Linked DNA regions of Mus musculus: region 2 is linked to region 1. A link is a loop called in an ENCODE intact Hi-C map of the cell type or tissue named here. Cell type or tissue: gastrocnemius. All regions are shown on one strand. Links, peaks and the distances in the headings refer to the core of each region. The heading gives the core; the rest is flanking DNA. Region 1 holds the start of Gm4876 (predicted gene 4876). Region 2 holds the start of Cav2 (caveolin 2).

Evidence for each region. Hi-C counts contacts between places; a loop is a spot of excess contacts. Peaks named below come from ENCODE experiments on the same cell type or tissue, not always from the same donor. Only the 100,000 strongest peaks of a DNase experiment are listed, where the experiment ranks them.
Region 2: a loop joins it to region 1, with 5 times the contacts of the local background. A loop is called at or near these places in 8 of 42 quality-filtered maps.

The regions. Positions count from the first base shown.
Region 1 is chr6:17,165,878-17,174,215 of GRCm38, reverse strand. It overlaps Gm4876 (predicted gene 4876), which reads left to right and starts at 2,383. Exons shown (of 3, transcript NR_153844.1): 1 at 2,383-2,845. In gastrocnemius, for the core only: a CTCF peak has its summit at 3,583; DNase peaks (open chromatin) are centred at 3,553, 4,029, 4,531, 4,944 and 2 more places; H3K4me3 peaks cover 2,734 bases; H3K27ac peaks cover 6,996 bases.
Region 2 is chr6:17,277,910-17,286,247 of GRCm38, reverse strand. It overlaps Cav2 (caveolin 2), which reads right to left and starts at 5,063. Exons shown (of 3, transcript NM_016900.4): 1 at 4,738-5,063; 2 at 4,166-4,353. The coding sequence starts at 4,887. In gastrocnemius, for the core only: no CTCF peak of the experiment used is centred there; DNase peaks (open chromatin) are centred at 4,638 and 5,026; H3K4me3 peaks cover 5,417 bases; H3K27ac peaks cover 6,482 bases.

The DNA of each region.
Region 1 (8,338 bases), core at 61-8,060:
TCATGGTTCCCTGAATGCCACATGTGCAAAGGGAGACAAAAAGAAAATGTTAGATCTCCTGGAGCTAGAGTTACAGACAATTGTAAACCAGTCCATATGAGCGCTGAGAAATGAGCCCAGGTCCTGTGAAAGATGAGCTAGTGCTCTTAGCCACTGACCAATCTTTCTAGCTCCCATGTTTTAAATTTTACGAGACAATAGAGAAGTCACTCCCTCTGCTGCAAGAAGTTGCTTCATATTTATTCTTGAAGATATATTCACTTTACATTCCAATCAAAGCACCAGTTCCTCTTAGTCCCCCCAAAAATACCCCCCATCCCCTCTCCCTTTCACCTCTGAGAAGGAAGGTGTCTATTCTGGGTACCAATCCACTCTAGTACTTCAAGTCACTGCAGGAGTAGGTAAATCCTTTCCCACTTAGGCCGGGCAAGACTCCCCATTTAGGGGAGCAGGCAAGCAACAGAGTCAGGGTAAGCCTCCACTCCAGTTGCGGGGGAACCCTCACGAAGACCAAACTGCACATGTGCTACATATGTGTGGGGCAGGGGACTAGGTCCAACCCATGTATGTTCTTCAGTTATTGGTTCAGTCTCTGGGAGCCCCCAAAGGTCCATGTTAGTTGACTCTGTTGGTCTTCTTATGGAGTTTCTATCCCTTCTGTGTGCCTCAATCCAAGAAGTTTGTTCTTTGGTATTGAACCATCTTTATGTTTAAGATAGAAGGAGATTATCCTAATGGCTGTGAGAGAATGAGGCAGCAGAGATGAAGAAGCCAGAGCTTGACTGAGTGCCAGAATCTATAGTGTCATTTATTTCATATGCTGGTTGCTGGGCCCGGGGAAATACACCTTCTGTTTATGCTTGCAAACCTCGCTTTCATCTCCAGATAAAAGTGTAGAGGGGAAGTTGCCAAAATTAGTCCACCTTTTGGGTCCAGGCCATGGTTTAAACTTAGATATAAAAGAGATCAAAGAGTTTCCATTCTAATTCAGATAGTAGCCTCATGGCAGTGCAGCTGGGGGCAACATAGACCCTCTGAAGCCTCTCCCATTATGAACTTCTCACAGGCGCTTCTGGGCTGCAAGGCACAAAAGGAGGCAGCCATGTGTCTGATTGTGAAAGGACTGCCTGCCTTCCTGCACCTGACAGAGAAGTGCCTGTGTGGGTGTCTGTAGGTAGCCTCCTGGGTAACTCCCAGTTTCTCCTGAAGGCAGCCTGGAGATGAATAGGCAGTTTCTCTCCTGGCCCCTGCAGAGGGGATTGTGTCCCCAGTGTTTCTTGTAGATGAAGCAAATCTCTTTGAAGGTTCTTCTTAGTGAGATCAGAGAACTATCACCCTTCTTCATTTTATTATTGTATTTTAGTTGTGTAAGGGGAACACATGTGAACACACACGTGGGTGGAGGGCAAAGGTTGACACCAGATACTCTCTCTGTTCATTTTCTAACTTACCTTTTGGACAAGTCTTCATTGGACCCGGAACTAACCCATTTGGCTAGACTGGCAAAAGATGGAGCCCCAGGAGGCCTCCAGTCACACATCCACAGTTCTGTGTTTGCAGGCATGTGCTATGGCACTAGAGTTTTACATGGGGACCCGGGACTCCAAACTCAGGTCCTCATGTTTGCAGAGCAAAGACTTGAAGGGGGAGCAGAGCAAACACTTTAGTGATCAAGTCATTTCCCTATTTCTTTTAGGTTTATATCTTTATGTATTATATTTAGGTTTCAAAGAAGAACTTCAGAATAACGTTCCTGGGGGGTGAAGTAGAAGTAGTTAGCAGACCCTTGGGCTCTGAGCATGAATAGGACCATCAGATATTTATTATCCCAAACAGGAACTCTTGTGAGCACTGAGGCACATTTGTAATTGAACCTGAACTAAGCTGAGACTGTCTTAACAAATCTGGTTGTGCAACCAATCCTGCCCAGGGTACTGGGAAATTTCTGGCCCTTAGACACTAGTCTATTACATTTTTCTTACATGTGGCTGGGCATGTTCTAGTCACTCCCTTTGGGTTATTACAGATGACCATTCTCTGCCTGTGACAGGAACCTAACAGAAAGAAAAAAAATGGCTAAAAAATTTCCGGATGAGTCAGAACACAGACCCTTTGTTAAATGATACAGCTCCAGAATAGAATCTGTAGCAAAGAAAATGGTCTGTACCGAGCCTTTAAAGAAGTCTTTCAATTGATTTTTTTTTTCTTAAGGGATGCCACTACCCACTATTTACAAAGACAGACTTGAAGGGGGAGCAGTAATCCCGCGGGCTGTTTCTAGCAAAGAGGTGGACATTCAGTACCAGGGACACAAGCCCGCTGTTGTAGCTGTCCTGCACTGTTGGTGTGTGTGTGTGTGTGTGTGTGTGTGTGTGTGTGTGTGTGTGTGTGTGTCTTATTTTTGTCTTCGCTCTGTAGCCACATGGCTGTGTTCCCTTTCTGTTTGTTTTCCCATTTCCCTTCTAAATATTTTGCATCATCTGGGAGACTTTGCCAGGCCGAGGTCGGCTCGCTGGAGGACTGCATTCCTCTGATCTGTGGCATTAGGTTGTTGCCATGGCAAAGGCTGCTTACCAGGAGGAACACTTCTCGGAGCTGGGCAATTCCGAGCTCGTTTCTTCCTCTCCTGCACATGCTTGGCTATTCTGACAGCCACACCGGCCCAGAGAGGGCTTTCTCCAATCGTAAACTATGTTCCTGGAACGTGAACTTCATTTTGTTTGCCTTTCAAGATACAGAAGTATTTGGTTCTGTTTATTTTTGTTCCAGATGGGCAGGGCCCTCTTGCCTGTTCTGACTAATCCACTCGTCAGGGCTGGAATCTCCTAACAGTTCCTTCCTCCAGGTAAGTCACGCCACTCAAACCTGTGAGGCAAAAATGCCACAGAGGACAAACGGTGACCCCGTAGTTAACAAAGGCAAGCCATTTGACAGAGGCCTCTGTTGACTGTAAGGATGGCTGGAGGTTCTCTCTCTCTCTCTCTCTCTCTCTCTCTCTCTCTCTCTCTCTCTCTCTCTCTCTCTCTCTTTCTTTCTTTTTTTCAAGAGAAGAAAAGCTTAGTCCTAACTGGACAGGTCTTCCTTCTCACATTCTTGTAGGGGAACTCCGCCTGGGGCGAGATAAGGGCTCAGGGTTGACACCCTGATTATGCCTACCTCTTTATTTGTTATATGTGGACATCGACGCCATCTAATTAATAAGAGCAGGAAACAGTTTTTGTTTTCTCATTGGAGGAAAACATGAAGTAACGGTTTTATCTTAATTTGTCAGGCCTTGCCCTAGAGACCACGGCCATGTGGGCAGATGGCCAAAAGCTGTTCTAAGGCCCAGGCACCAACACCTAAATATAAAAAAGAATGCTAATTGGTTTTCCAGCTGAAAAAGAATAAGGGCCACAGTGCCAAAAAAGGAAACCCCGAGTTTACACAATAGAACCTGATAGCAATCTGGGGCCTCCATTTGTCCTCCTATGGAGAGCGAAACAAAGGGAGGAATTTTGCTCATCCGCCTCTGTAGAAAGCCCGGGCTCTAGTGCAGCTTGGTGCAGCACCAGGCTTCCCACCGTGTTCCTGCCAAATCTTCAAGATTTTTCCTGGCTGCTGTTCAGGAAAGTACAGATCTGTCCGCAGCACGGAAAGTTAAAAAGGCCCTGCTTGGATACGCTGAGTATATACAAACACTGCCTGACGTATGGAGCGGGTGGCTTCGGCACAAGCTGCTACTGGCCTCCTAAGCCACCGGTGGGAGACTGGTAGAAGTCATTTTGATGAAGTAATTGGGATTTTAGCAAGAGAAGACTAATAGACATATTTTCAGAAAATCGGCATGCCTTTTTCACTTTAAGGACTACTCACCTTACTTTTCTCATTAGTACATCGACTAACTTTCAAAACGCAAATCATGTGGTGACTGAACTGGGTCACATTGAGCCATCTCTAACATAAAGGTTGATTCTGTCATCTCTAGATGCAGGGCACTAATTACTGTCACCATGAAGGGCACTTGACTAGGAGCCACTGTCCCCGCAGGGGTCTGAGCTGAGACTCTGACACCGATTTGCTGGTTGGCAGTCTTGTCTGGAACTTCATCCTGTAAGTCCGGGAGAACCTCACCAATGAGAGTGTGACTCATTAAAAAGGATTTTGGGAGAAAGTCAATCGGCTGTCTGTGAATTCTAGGCTGCCTTGGTCTATAGAGCAACCAGCCAGGGCTACATAGTAGACCATGTCTCCTCTACTGAACAAAAGAGTTTGAAGTCAGAATGTTGCTCTCATTTCATTGCCGTCACTGGAGAATTCAGTTATTAATTAATGCAAGGTGTAGTGAATTTTCGTATGTATGTGTACGTGTTTGTTTGTATGGGCGCATAAGTGTGCAAAGGGCAGAGGTTGCGATTAGGGTGTTTTTTCTTTTTTCTTTTTTGGAATGAGATCGCTCACTGAGCACGGAGCTTAGCTGTTCTGTCATACTGTCTAGCCAGATACTCTGGGGATCCTCGTGTTTGCACCCCAGCGTTGTGATTCTACGGGCATCCCATTATGTTTGGCTCTTTTCCTGGGTGCCGGGAATCTGAATTCAGGACCTCATGCTTGTATGGGAAACACCTCACTGAGTGAACCATCCATCCAGACTCCTTAAAGTGATCTTTAATTATGTGTTTTTGTTTGTTTGTTTGTTTGTTTTTATTGGATATTTTCATTATTTATATTTCAAATGTTTTCCCCTTTCCAGATCTCCCCTTTGAAAATGCACTATCCCATCCCCCCTCCCCCTGCCTCTATGAGGGTGCTCCCCCACCCACCCACCCACCCACTCCAGTCTTCCAGCCCTGGCACTCCCCTACACTGGGGAATTGAACACCCCCAGGGCCAAGGAGCACTCCTCCCACAGACATCCAACAAGACCATCCTCTGGCACGTATGCGGCCAGAGCCATGGGTCCCTCCATGTGTACTCTTTGGATAGTGGTCCGGTCCTAGGGAGCTCCAGGGGGTCTGGCCGGTTGACATATTTGCTCTGTGGATGCTTAAAGGCTTCTTAGAAGGGGGAACAAAATACTCAACTGGAGGAAATATGAAGACAAAGTGTGGAGCAGAAACTGAAGGAAAGGCCATCTAGAGACTGTCCCACCTGGGGATCCATCCTATATACAGTTACCAAATCCAGACGCTATTGTGGATGCCGGGAAATGCTTGAAGACAGGAGCCTGATATAGCTGTTTCCTGAGGGGCTCTGCCAGTGCCTGACAAATACAGAGGCAGATGCTCTCACAGCCGACCACTGGACTGAGCTCAGGATCACTGATAGAGGAGTTGGAGAAGGGACTGAGGAGCTGAGCGGTGATTTTTAATTATGATATATATATGTGTGTGTGTGTGTGTGTGTGTGTGTGTGTGTGTGTGTGTGTATACACACACATGTATATATACATATATACATATATATGTATACACACATACATATACACACACACTATATATATGACATATATATAGCACACATCATCAGGGCTGAGCATATCTTTATAAATAAATCTAAGAAAAATATAAAACAGGTATAGTAATTATTCCAACACCTATGATGCTTATAAGACTAGTCATATGTTTAATGATACAGCTAAATTTAACCCTTTCAAATACAAAGATATTTGGCAAATATGAAAACTTATTCTCAAAGCAACCATCTATCCCTAAGTAACTGACTTAGACTTAAAATTTTAATCCCAAACTTCAGGGTTTTTCCCATCTCACTATGTGTTGTGCAAGCAGCTTTTCCCCCATACTATCAATGTGGTTGGTGGGCCAGAAATAATAAAATACAAGCAGCTACCTAATTACCTGCCTACAACAGTCTGTGGACAGAGAATTTTGGAAAAAGTGAATAGGAACAGGTAAGCATTACTACCATCCTACCCAAAAGATACCCACTAACTGTAGAGTTGTGTTGCTTTTCTATGGAAACTTCCTGAAGGGCAAGAAGTGGATTTCACTTGACTTTCATCCATCACTGTGCTTAGGACAACACTGCACGTGCGCACAAACACACACACACACACACACACACACACACACACACACACACACACACACACACACAGTGTCCTGAACACAAGAAGATCCCAGATTTTACAAAACAGTTCCCTTTCTAATCTTTCTTTTTTAGCACCACTAAACATTCTGTATCCCCTGGTGTGCCTCAGTCCCAGATACAAGACTCCCAGATCTGATGGCCTTCCTGGGTAGTCTTCTCATTCTGACTGGGGCCAGGGCCACTGAGAACATTTCTGATACTGGTGAAGAAGTGGGGTTTTTTTTGTATCTGAAAACATGTCAGGAACCTAGAAGCTGGAAAATAGTTTCAAATTCTTGCTTGGCCTTTGTAACTAGACAACTGTAGAATACACTTATATTGTCTTTAGTAGATCAATACCATCGATGTTGGTAACTTTAGAGAAAGGTACTAAAAAATTTAATCTCATACCATTTGTGTTTTCCAATTCCTGTAATTGATGTTACAATCAAATACAGTAGTGAATTTAAGACCTTTTTTTTAAAAATCATATAATCAACCAATACATCTTTAAGATACTGTCTTGTTCTTGGACTCTCTATGATTATTGTACTTGTCTAAGAGTATTTAAGAATGAACATCATGTCTCAATTGGTGACAATTCAAAGTGCCATTTGTATGATAATTACTTTTGTTTCCCATGGATGCCCTAAAGTCAGCATTTGGTAAAGCTGAACTGAGTCAGGCTAATCTTTGTGTGGAAGAAAGCTGGTTCCTTGCCACAATGTAAAGATGTTTCTTTAATGTATCCTTTATCCTCTAGTGACCAAGGCTTGCATTAGGCCTTAGACAAAAATATATACTCACAAGTGCATTATTTGGGGGCTTCTTGTCTTGAGTACATCAGTATAATAAATGAAACCAAAGGGATAGTTGAAGTTTTATTTACACTGTCTTACCTGCTGGTTTCCAAAAGATAACTGCCTCTCTCGCCTGTGTATTAAACTTCCTTGAAGTACTTACTAGCATCCTTTGAAGGCAGCCACTGTAACCTGGGAGCACTTTAGACACTGATTTCTATGTAGAACAAATCCTGGACTTTTGGAGCTCCTGATCTACTGTGCTTCTCTGAGAAGCAGCTATTTGCACATTCTTCCTGCAGTGCCTAGAGGGAAGTATTAATAGCACTTGACCTTTGGGAGAGGATCACAAGGAAGAATATTGTGGGAGACATCTGATCCAGCATGACCAGGCACAGTGCCCTTCCCTCAAAGCACAGACTAGTTTCTGTACTAGCTCTTTGTTCTCCCATCATCCAGTATATGGATATTTTCTTCTCACCCTTCCACATCCACACCCAAGATAACATGCATTCTGATATCCTTTCCCCTCCACATCCTCATCTCTACCTCTTCCGCCGCTTCCTCACTCTTAATTTCTTCCTCCTTTCTTCCCATTCCAACTCTTTCTCTCCATTCTCCTCTTCCTTCTACTTCTGTATCAGAATCTCCTTGTGTAGCCGATGATGATCTTGAACTAGCTATCCCCATCTCAGCCTGCCTTGGGTGAGATTACAGATGTACAGCCCGATGCATAGTTATGATGTTAGAGCTTGAGCTTCCTTTGGGAATAACAAGAATTCTTATTCCCATCTCTAGAAAGACTTCATGTTGGCCTGAGGAGAAGGAGGAGAAATATCACCCTTACATGCCAAAATGGGGCTGACAGGGTGGCATGGACTGGGATGTATTCCGGAGTATGCCATTATTGTGCTGCAGAACGTGGTGGGACTTTTGGTAAAACAAATGATTAAGCAACAACAGCAGCAGCAGCAACAACAACAAACTGTTCTTATTTATGGGCCCATCAGTTAAGAAAGAAGCTATATTCTACTTTGTTCAACAAGACTGATTTTTATGGCCTTTGCACACATGTGACTGATTCCCAAGTTATATACACCACAAAAGGAGTGGTATACAAATGCTTAGCATATTAAACTGCTTAACTTCAATGTCTGTGGACTTCCAAAGCCACAGAAGAGTACAATTACAAACTAGAAATATTTTCTTAAAAATATCACAGCATCAGGGTTAGGAATGATATCGCTCCAATTTTAGTATATGTGCTACCAAGGTGAGCACAGGTAGGTAGTATTAATGCTATCACATAGGGCTTAGAACGTAGGAACAAAGTAGATGAGTGAAAAATGTATCATAAAGGACTACATAAAACTTTAAAACAACATTTTCTTTTAAGTGGTTTTAATCTTTTTCCCCCAAGCTTGGAAGTAGCATCACCATGTGAATGTTTGAGAGGAAACCTCTTGTAT
Region 2 (8,338 bases), core at 156-8,155, 110 kb before region 1:
GTACTGTAGTTAAAAGAGAAAATGTTTATTCCCACGTGTTTGTATACCTTTTCTTAAGATAGCTTAATATTCTTCAGTTACCCAGGTCAAATTTTTGTGTAATCCCCTGAATAATGTTTTCTTTGAGAAAAAAAAAAAGGAAAATGTGAGTTTTGAACTCTGCCAGAGTTTTGTTTTTGTTTTTTGTTTTTTTTTTCAAGACAGAGTTTCTCTGTGTAGCCCTGGCTGTCCTGGAACTCACTCTGTAGAACAGGCTGGCCTCGAACACAGAAATCCGCCTGCCTCTGCCTCCCGAGTGCTGGGATTAAAGGCGTGCGCCACCACACCCAGCACTGCCAGAGATCTTGATATAATTTTATTGTTACTTGGGTGGAGAGCTGGGGGTGAGGTTGATTTCTTGGTTTATTCTTAAAATCTGACTTAACTACTGATTTTAATTCAAAGGATACAGGATCAACAACTGTGGGTTTGATGAATGTTTTTAGAGTTCTGGATTATTCATGTGCCCGTTTACATAGACTATATTTAGGTTATGTTTTGCTCCAACTGCTAAACATTTGAAACAATCTAGTAAGAACACTAATTATAGGTATTTAGAACTAAACAGCTGATTACAGGTTGAGTGATAGCAATTTTTCACTTCTGACTCTGTGTGCTTCTCACACGATGTCACTTCCACACACAAATTAACAAGAGACCAGAAATCTTACAGAACCAGTTATGGCTCTAAGCCTTATTTTATGTCCCTAAGATGTCATATGGTATTGTTGTCTATTAAATAATAATCAGTAGACGTATTTTGAAATCAGAATGCATAAGGAAAAAATTAATGAAATAACCTCAAATTAATAGACATCTGAAGTTTATGTCTGAAAGTTTGTTAATCAAATCCACTTCACATTGAACAAATTGTGCTCTATTCTCTCCTTAGGCTATTCCTTTCACTCTTCATAACCCATTATATCTCTAGGTTCTAAAAGACACTTGAGCATTTTGTGATTCACTGAAATCCAATTGCCCATATTTGAAGATTCCAGTTCATTGGATGTGGTGAGCTTATTTTATTTTCTGCAAGTTATTCTCTTTGTATCAGAGAGTTCCACGGTCGTTGGTTATAGAATTTGAGTTATGTTCTTAACATTGTGACTGACTTCTCTCCCAAATCTGCACACAGTTTAGACTGAAAATGAATGTGTTGAAGCATCACCAAATGCTTTTTTATGCAAATGGCCTAACCTATAGTCCTCTGTGCTGCCACGGGACACCCAGCCTGGGGCCAGCGGTTAGTATTTGTTTTTATACTACAGTGTCTTGAAGCCTGTGTTGTCTCAGCAATATGCTGTATTGGAAACAAGAAACTAAACAGTGCATTTCCAGTAACCTGGCATCTATTTTCATCGCATTCCAGAAAAAAAAAATGAGCCCCTGTGACATTTCTTCGGTTATGATGATCAGCAAACTTGCTTGGCAAATGGTAAGTGGATCTGACCAAGGTATCAAATAAAACCAACTCACCATTCCTAAAGATCTGAACATTTGGCTGAAGGTCCAGTATAACCAGGTGTTTATAATTTAGTTTTTGTTATTTACTGGGGTGAAGAATATGATATCTACCTGTTGTGATGTATGGCTCTACTGGAGAGGCTGAAGCATGAGCGCTGCTTGAGCCCAGGAGTTCAAGACCAACCTTGGCAACGTATCGAGCTCCGTGTTCACAAATACACAAAACAGCTAATAAACCAAATAACCCCTGTCCTAACAATAACAACAACCAAGACAAAAATCTAAAATCAGGTTTGTGGTGACATTGTGACTTGGGTAAAAGCCCCTTTAGTTTTTACTTTCTCAACTGTGGTTTAACAATGAACAGCACCCTGTTTTAGAAATATAAAATAAACGTCTGAAAAGAAAAACAAAACAAAACAAAACAAAACAAAACAAAAAGCCAAGTTTGCTCAAGCAAGTCTACTCTCCTATAAACCTTGCAATCGATCCAGCTTATGTGTTAGGGGCATGCAATCCATTGATGATAATTGTTTCATGAAGGTAAAATGTAACATTCAAACACCAATTCATAGCTACCCGGTGACAAGCATGTGACAGTTAAATATTAATGTCTCACATGAATACAATTTGAGAAATGAGCTGAAGTTAAATAATACATATTGTGTCTCTAAAAGGGAAGTGGTATGATGATTCACCAGTGGAAGCCAGACACAAAGCTCCTCCCACTCCCAGGGAAGACAGGTGGAGTCAACATTTAGCACATTGTCGTACTGTTGATATCTTTCCACTATTTAGCAAATGAGAACGTATCTTTTGTCAATTCTTCCCCCAAAGCTGTGAGAAGACCTAGTGTTCTCAATAAACAGAGAGCATCAAAGCTAGCATGCTGCAGTATGTTATGGGTCCTTTATCTTTTCCTGTTTTTGAAAGTAAAAATAACAGATTTAGTCATTCGGTTGGCAATTTTAGTAAATTTGGAATGTACAGGTTTTTTTTTGTATTTTGTTGTTGCTGTTTTTGTTTTTGTTTTTTGTTTGTTTTGTTTTTTGGTTTATGAGACAGGGTTTCTCTGTATAGCTCTGGCTGTCCTGGAGCTCACTTTGTAGACCAGGCTGGCCTCAAACTCAGAAATCCGCTTGCCTCTACCTCTCAAGTGCTGGGATTAAAGGCATGTGCCACCACAGCCCGGCTGGAATGTACAGTTTTATATGTTGATTTAGGCATGTAAAAAAAATCACCTATGTGCGAATGTCCCATATGAGATAACCATACACATGCTTGTGTGGGCCTGCATACACACGAAAGCAAAGAGTTCCACTTCTCTGGCAATCTTTTGGCCCTTTCAAGATGACTGCTTAGAGCCTCAAGCGACTGAATTGGTATTCTTTGTTTATCCTTTCGTCATCTGAATTTATATTTATCTTCCAAAAGACTTCTTTTGGTCTTCAGATTCCTTTCCCTCACAAAGTTACCCTTGTTTCCCAGCTCCTCCATTGCTTGCTCACCATGCTTTCTCACCATTTGGGTTTGTTTCTAAATCCCCCTCCCTGGTGATGGGCAAGCTGAAGAAAGGCTTGTGTTCTCACCCAGCAACACTGAGCACCTAATAGGCTTGGTGTGCAGAACTAGTGAGCTAACACAGCAAAGTGTACCTCGAGACTGAAAGAAGGAGTAAGTTGGATAACTCTTTGAACACTGAGACTGCCCTGGGATGTGGCAATGCCCCATGATGTGAAAAACTAAACGGTGGTATCTAGGGTCACACGTGTCACCAGGACCACCTTGAGGTACCAGCGTGAAAACTATTGTGACATTGGGGATGATTCTTTGAATGAAGTGGGTAACCTTTAACACAAAAAACATTTCTTGGAGGAGTGGGCTAGTTCCCTTAAGACAAGTTTGAGTGCTTAAAAAAGCTTATGATGCATCTTGAACGTGAATAACTTTACAGACATCCCAACATTCGATTGGTTTCCATATTTCTTTTTCTTGTAACTAGATGGCATTTGTGTGTGTGTGTGTGCTTCATAAGTGAAACAATAATGTAATGGCCTATCCCCTTGTTTCATAGCTTAACATTTTATTTGTTCGTGGTAGATGTTCAACCCAATCATTGTAAACACTCCTGTCTCCCCTGGGTTCATGGCTGCCATTTACCAATAGCAAGACTTGAGTGGCTCAGTTCATAGCACTGTTTTACTAAAGTCTGCCCTTCTCCAAGGGTCAGAATGTAAGCGCTGTTTTCTCTGAGATCAACGTTTGTTTTGCCCAAGCACAGATGGTGACTGAATAAAAGTCAATGAAAGGAGGAAAGGACCTGCCCAGAACCACAGGCACGAGTCACAACAGGCCCTGGAGAGAGCAGCCTATGACAGGAAGTGGCCTTCCAGCCCCCACCTCCACACTCAGCTCAGCCTTCTGCATGGAAGGAAAAATCACACCCAGGAAAGAGGCCCTTGCTTCCTTCTGTTTAAACTCTCAGCCGGGACTATTATTCTAAAGAAAGCACACTGCCCTTCAAGATTTCTCAGGTCTTGTTACCCTTGGGAACTAATGTAAGCGTTTTCTCTGCAAATGGGCCCTGGGAAATAGGAAGAGCAGAGAGCAGGTGGCAAAAACTTCTGTAAGCTTCAGAATCAACCCATGTGTCCCCTCTCACCAGATGTGCAGACAGCTGAGGGTAGCAAACAGGATACCCGCAATGAAGGCCAAGGGGATGGCCAGAAATACGGTCAGGAACTTGTACATCACATATTTGCTGATTTCAAAGAGAGCATGGCTGCAGATCCACACTTTGTCAAAGGAGTGTGTAGTCTCAGGCTCTGCAATCAGATCCTCGAAGCCTAGCTGCAGAGACAAGATGCAAGGACTCATGACGTCATCCAACCTGTCGGGGATAGGGTCGGGGTGGGGAGGGAACGAAGTTGGTGGGGGTGGGGGGTGTGGTGGCAGAAGCACTCTAAGAAGGGGAAGTCCGAAGGAAAGGCGACCTGGCTAGAGTATCTTCAGCTTTTCTTAGAGTGACACTGGGCACACAGGAGTTGGACACTGTGTGGCTGTTCAGGGAGCCTGAAGGCTGTGGGACCAGGGCAGAGTGCCAATGGAACCAGCATTAGCAATGGGACCAACCCCCACTGTTGGGGAGAAGGTCAAGAGTCATCCTCCTGCAGCATACAAGGGACCCTTAGCAGCCTCCAGCCTAGATGAGTGATAGCCCAGCCTGAAACTCACCTTGAGATGAGAGTTGAGCTGGTGAGGATCCCGGTCGTGACTCGAGTCAACATACTTCTCAGGATCTGCGTAGTCAACGCCACTGTGGTGGCTGTAGGCGTCATCGGCCATGAAGAGCTGCACATCGGCCTTCTCGGTCTCCAGCCCCATCGTGGCTGGCGTTGCAAGAGTGGCTCGGTCGTTCGGTCCCTAGGCAGCCCTGCCTCCCCTTCCCGTGGCGCTCAGCCCCGCCCCGCCTGGCTTCGCCCTGCCTAGCCTCGGGCTGCCCGGGCGGCGGCCGCTTCCCGCTGCCGGTTCCCGCTCCCAGCCTTGGCTGGCCGAACCCCGCCCCGCCCCGCCGGGCCTGCGGGGAGGGAGGGCACCTCTCCAGTTGTTTGCCAAAGCCCCAAGGAGCCCGGGGAACCGGCTCGATGAGTCATCTCCTGGCTTGGTGAAGCCGGGCAAAGCAGACCTCCCGGGCCACTTGGCTTGCAGTCCGAACAGGGATGCTTAAAGGCAGACAGATTGGTCAGGGAGGTGTGTGTACTGGAAGAAGGTCTGGAGGTGCTAGGGGGCAAGCATTAGGGAAGTCTACATGCATCTACTGGTTGGATTAGAGTTGTGGCACCTGCTCCTCAGAGCTATCCTGAGAGAATGAGATGTTAATTCCTAACTTTTACTTGGTCCCCAACTCACAGCAAGCATTGTAGCTGAATCGTGAGGCTAAGGCGTACCTTGTTGATAGATAATGGACTGCAGCAGCCCTTTCGTTTTGTTTTTGTTTCCCCAGAGTTGGTTATGTAAGTTGTTATAGGAGTTTGTTGCCATCATACCCCAAGGATAGGTCTGCTCTTCTGCCTCCAAACTACAACTAACTTTGGATTTTCCCTTAAATCAGGATTTTGTTCAAAGACTGCAGGAACTAATGCCGTGCAGACAGGTCTGTAATGCCATCGTAGGAGCAGCATAAACAAGCATATAACTACATCATGGTACATGGATAAGCCCGCTGACCATTCTCTCAAGAGCTTCAGTAGGGAGGAGTTGGCATAAAGAGTTTGCCATCTGGTAACCTAAAACTTTGCCTGCGCGAAATAGGAACTTGGTGAGTATAGATATGGAATGATGCTTTCAGTTTGCCCAGACCCCAAACTATAGTACCAAAGAATGGGCATTGCTCTGGACAGCCGGCTTTAGAGCCTGCTGCACAAATCAAATCCCTTGTAGGAAATGGATTTGAAGGTTTCTTTGGAAAAGGAAAGGCTATTTGGGGAGTAATACAAGTTACAAAACAACCAACTAAACAACCTGGGAACTGATCGGAGAACATATTTGGAAGGCAAAACTCTAAATGTCATAGTTGAATAGGGAGTGTATCTTCTTCCACTGCAGTGTGTGGGTCATCATGTCAGTAATGCAGAATGGCGCAGGGTTGAATCCCACGTCCTGGAGGCTTCTTCTCTCGCCCCCTCACCGAGTCCCGTTACTCAAGCTTCCCCCTCCCCCTGATTATACTTTTCCTTCCTGGTTTTATTTAAATCCTTTTTAATTCGAAGGGGTGGTATAGGCCTTACACTCACTGTTTTCTCAGCACTTCACCATCCTGCATTCATTCGGACTTTCTGAGAATCAGATAGGGTCTAGATGCTACGCCCGATGGCAGGAGTTTGAAGGGGAGGCCTTCATGTTGATTTCCAGGGTTTGGAAGAGACAGTTTAGATCCATTTAATCTTTTTGTAAAGCTTACATTTCCTCAAAGTTGTAAGGTCTTTCTCAAGAAGAAGAAAAAGCATGGCTGCAGTCAGGGTGGTGGCCAGACATCTAACCCTGGGGCTTCATCCCTTCCAAGTCTTCCAGATACCTTCACATTTCCATTGTCCTCCTTAGGACAATTGAAAGACCTATTGCAAATAACTGCTGAGTTTTCAAGCAGTGGAGACAGGCCATGGAGAGGTAAAACTGCCATGTCTTTTATTGGGCAGTTACAGTTAAAGATTCATTTGTAAAATTATAGGTATTTATAAAAGTTGTCTCTGAAGCCCATGATAAAAATAGAACCTGACTAGAGTTGGCGTATGCCATGAAGAATTCAATAGAGAAAGACTCACATACTGACTTACTGAATATATCCCTCTACCATGGGTTGGGACTTGATGACACTCTTATTTTTAATAACATGCTTGCCCGGTTCACTATTTTAATTCAAGTTTTTTTTTAAGCCTTTCTATAAAATGATTTTGTTTATCTTCTTAGAATATTCTTATACTATGGCAGCTACCATTATTTTGAAGGGGATTAAAACAGCATGATTCTACACAGCAAAGATGGTCTTATTCATGCTAAACTGATAGATTTTCTAAGAAAGAGAAAAATTAAAGAAGATGTTGCAGCCAAATGGCCGAGTCCACACTAGAACTTCCAGTGTGCGGGATTATCCTCCAATGAGCCTCAAAAGCAATTCAATTATAAGGAAGGAGACGTTAAATTTCATATAAAATCAATGCTGGTGCTGTCTTTTTCTAGCTATTATCATGTATCTTGCCTTCTAATAAGAGTTTTAGGTGTCATATTAAAATTATGGTGGAGTACAACTTGATCATAAATTAGTATTTGTGAGTAGGATTTCGTTCCTTCATTTTCTCATTACACTGTAACAAAGATCTTTTTTGGCTTATTGTAATGTGTTTATGGATACACATATGAATAAAATCAGTTTTTCTCTTTAGTTTTCTTCTCAAATCACAAACACATCTTCTAGTGTCCCATATTGTTCACATACAGCTCTACTCCTTGGTTATTCATGGAACTGGTTATTCATGGAAATAATTTCTTGATATTTAAAGCACTTGGGTTAAAGGAGGCTTGCTCAACTTCCAAATTATTGGCATTTTCAGCCAGATCACCCTGTGCTTTGAGGGCTTATCCCAAGAACTGTACATTTAGCAACATCCCTGGCTTCTGCCTCACTAGCTGCAGATAATACTGCCCAGTCATGACAACACCAAATGTTTCCAGACATTGCCAAATGTCCCCTGAGGACCCAAGTCACCTTTCCCTGCCTTTTCTGAGTCCGAGAACCATGGAATTCACCATTATTGAACTATGTCACATGAACAGGAAAAAACCCGAGGCCTCACTGCCCACTAATAAACCCTCGCTTAAGACAAAGTTTGAAATTGTACTAATAATTTATTAGAAAACCCAATTCTTAATTGTGAAACATCTTTGTAGCTACAAAAAAGCTAAGTCCAACATTACATATAAATTTATTTTAAAAAGTTAAATATAAGGACTTTATCTATTCTTTAAGTTTTTCAAAATAATTAGCATTCAATATTTCAATATAAGATTGTTATTGTTTAAGAGATATACAGACCTATGAAGAGACTCCCAGAAGCAATGTTCAAACCTTGTCTGTTTGCCATACCCCCTACACTTTTCTTCACAAATGTATGGGTTGTTTAGATGATTATATCTAGAAAACGATAAATTTGGGGATGTCTTGATCCTTCATATTTCATCTTAAGACCATATTAAGTTCTGGGATTTTTGGCAAATCTCACCTATTGAATAATTTCCCCAAATTTTAGGTGACTTTAATTGAGGAATCCATGTCCCTGTT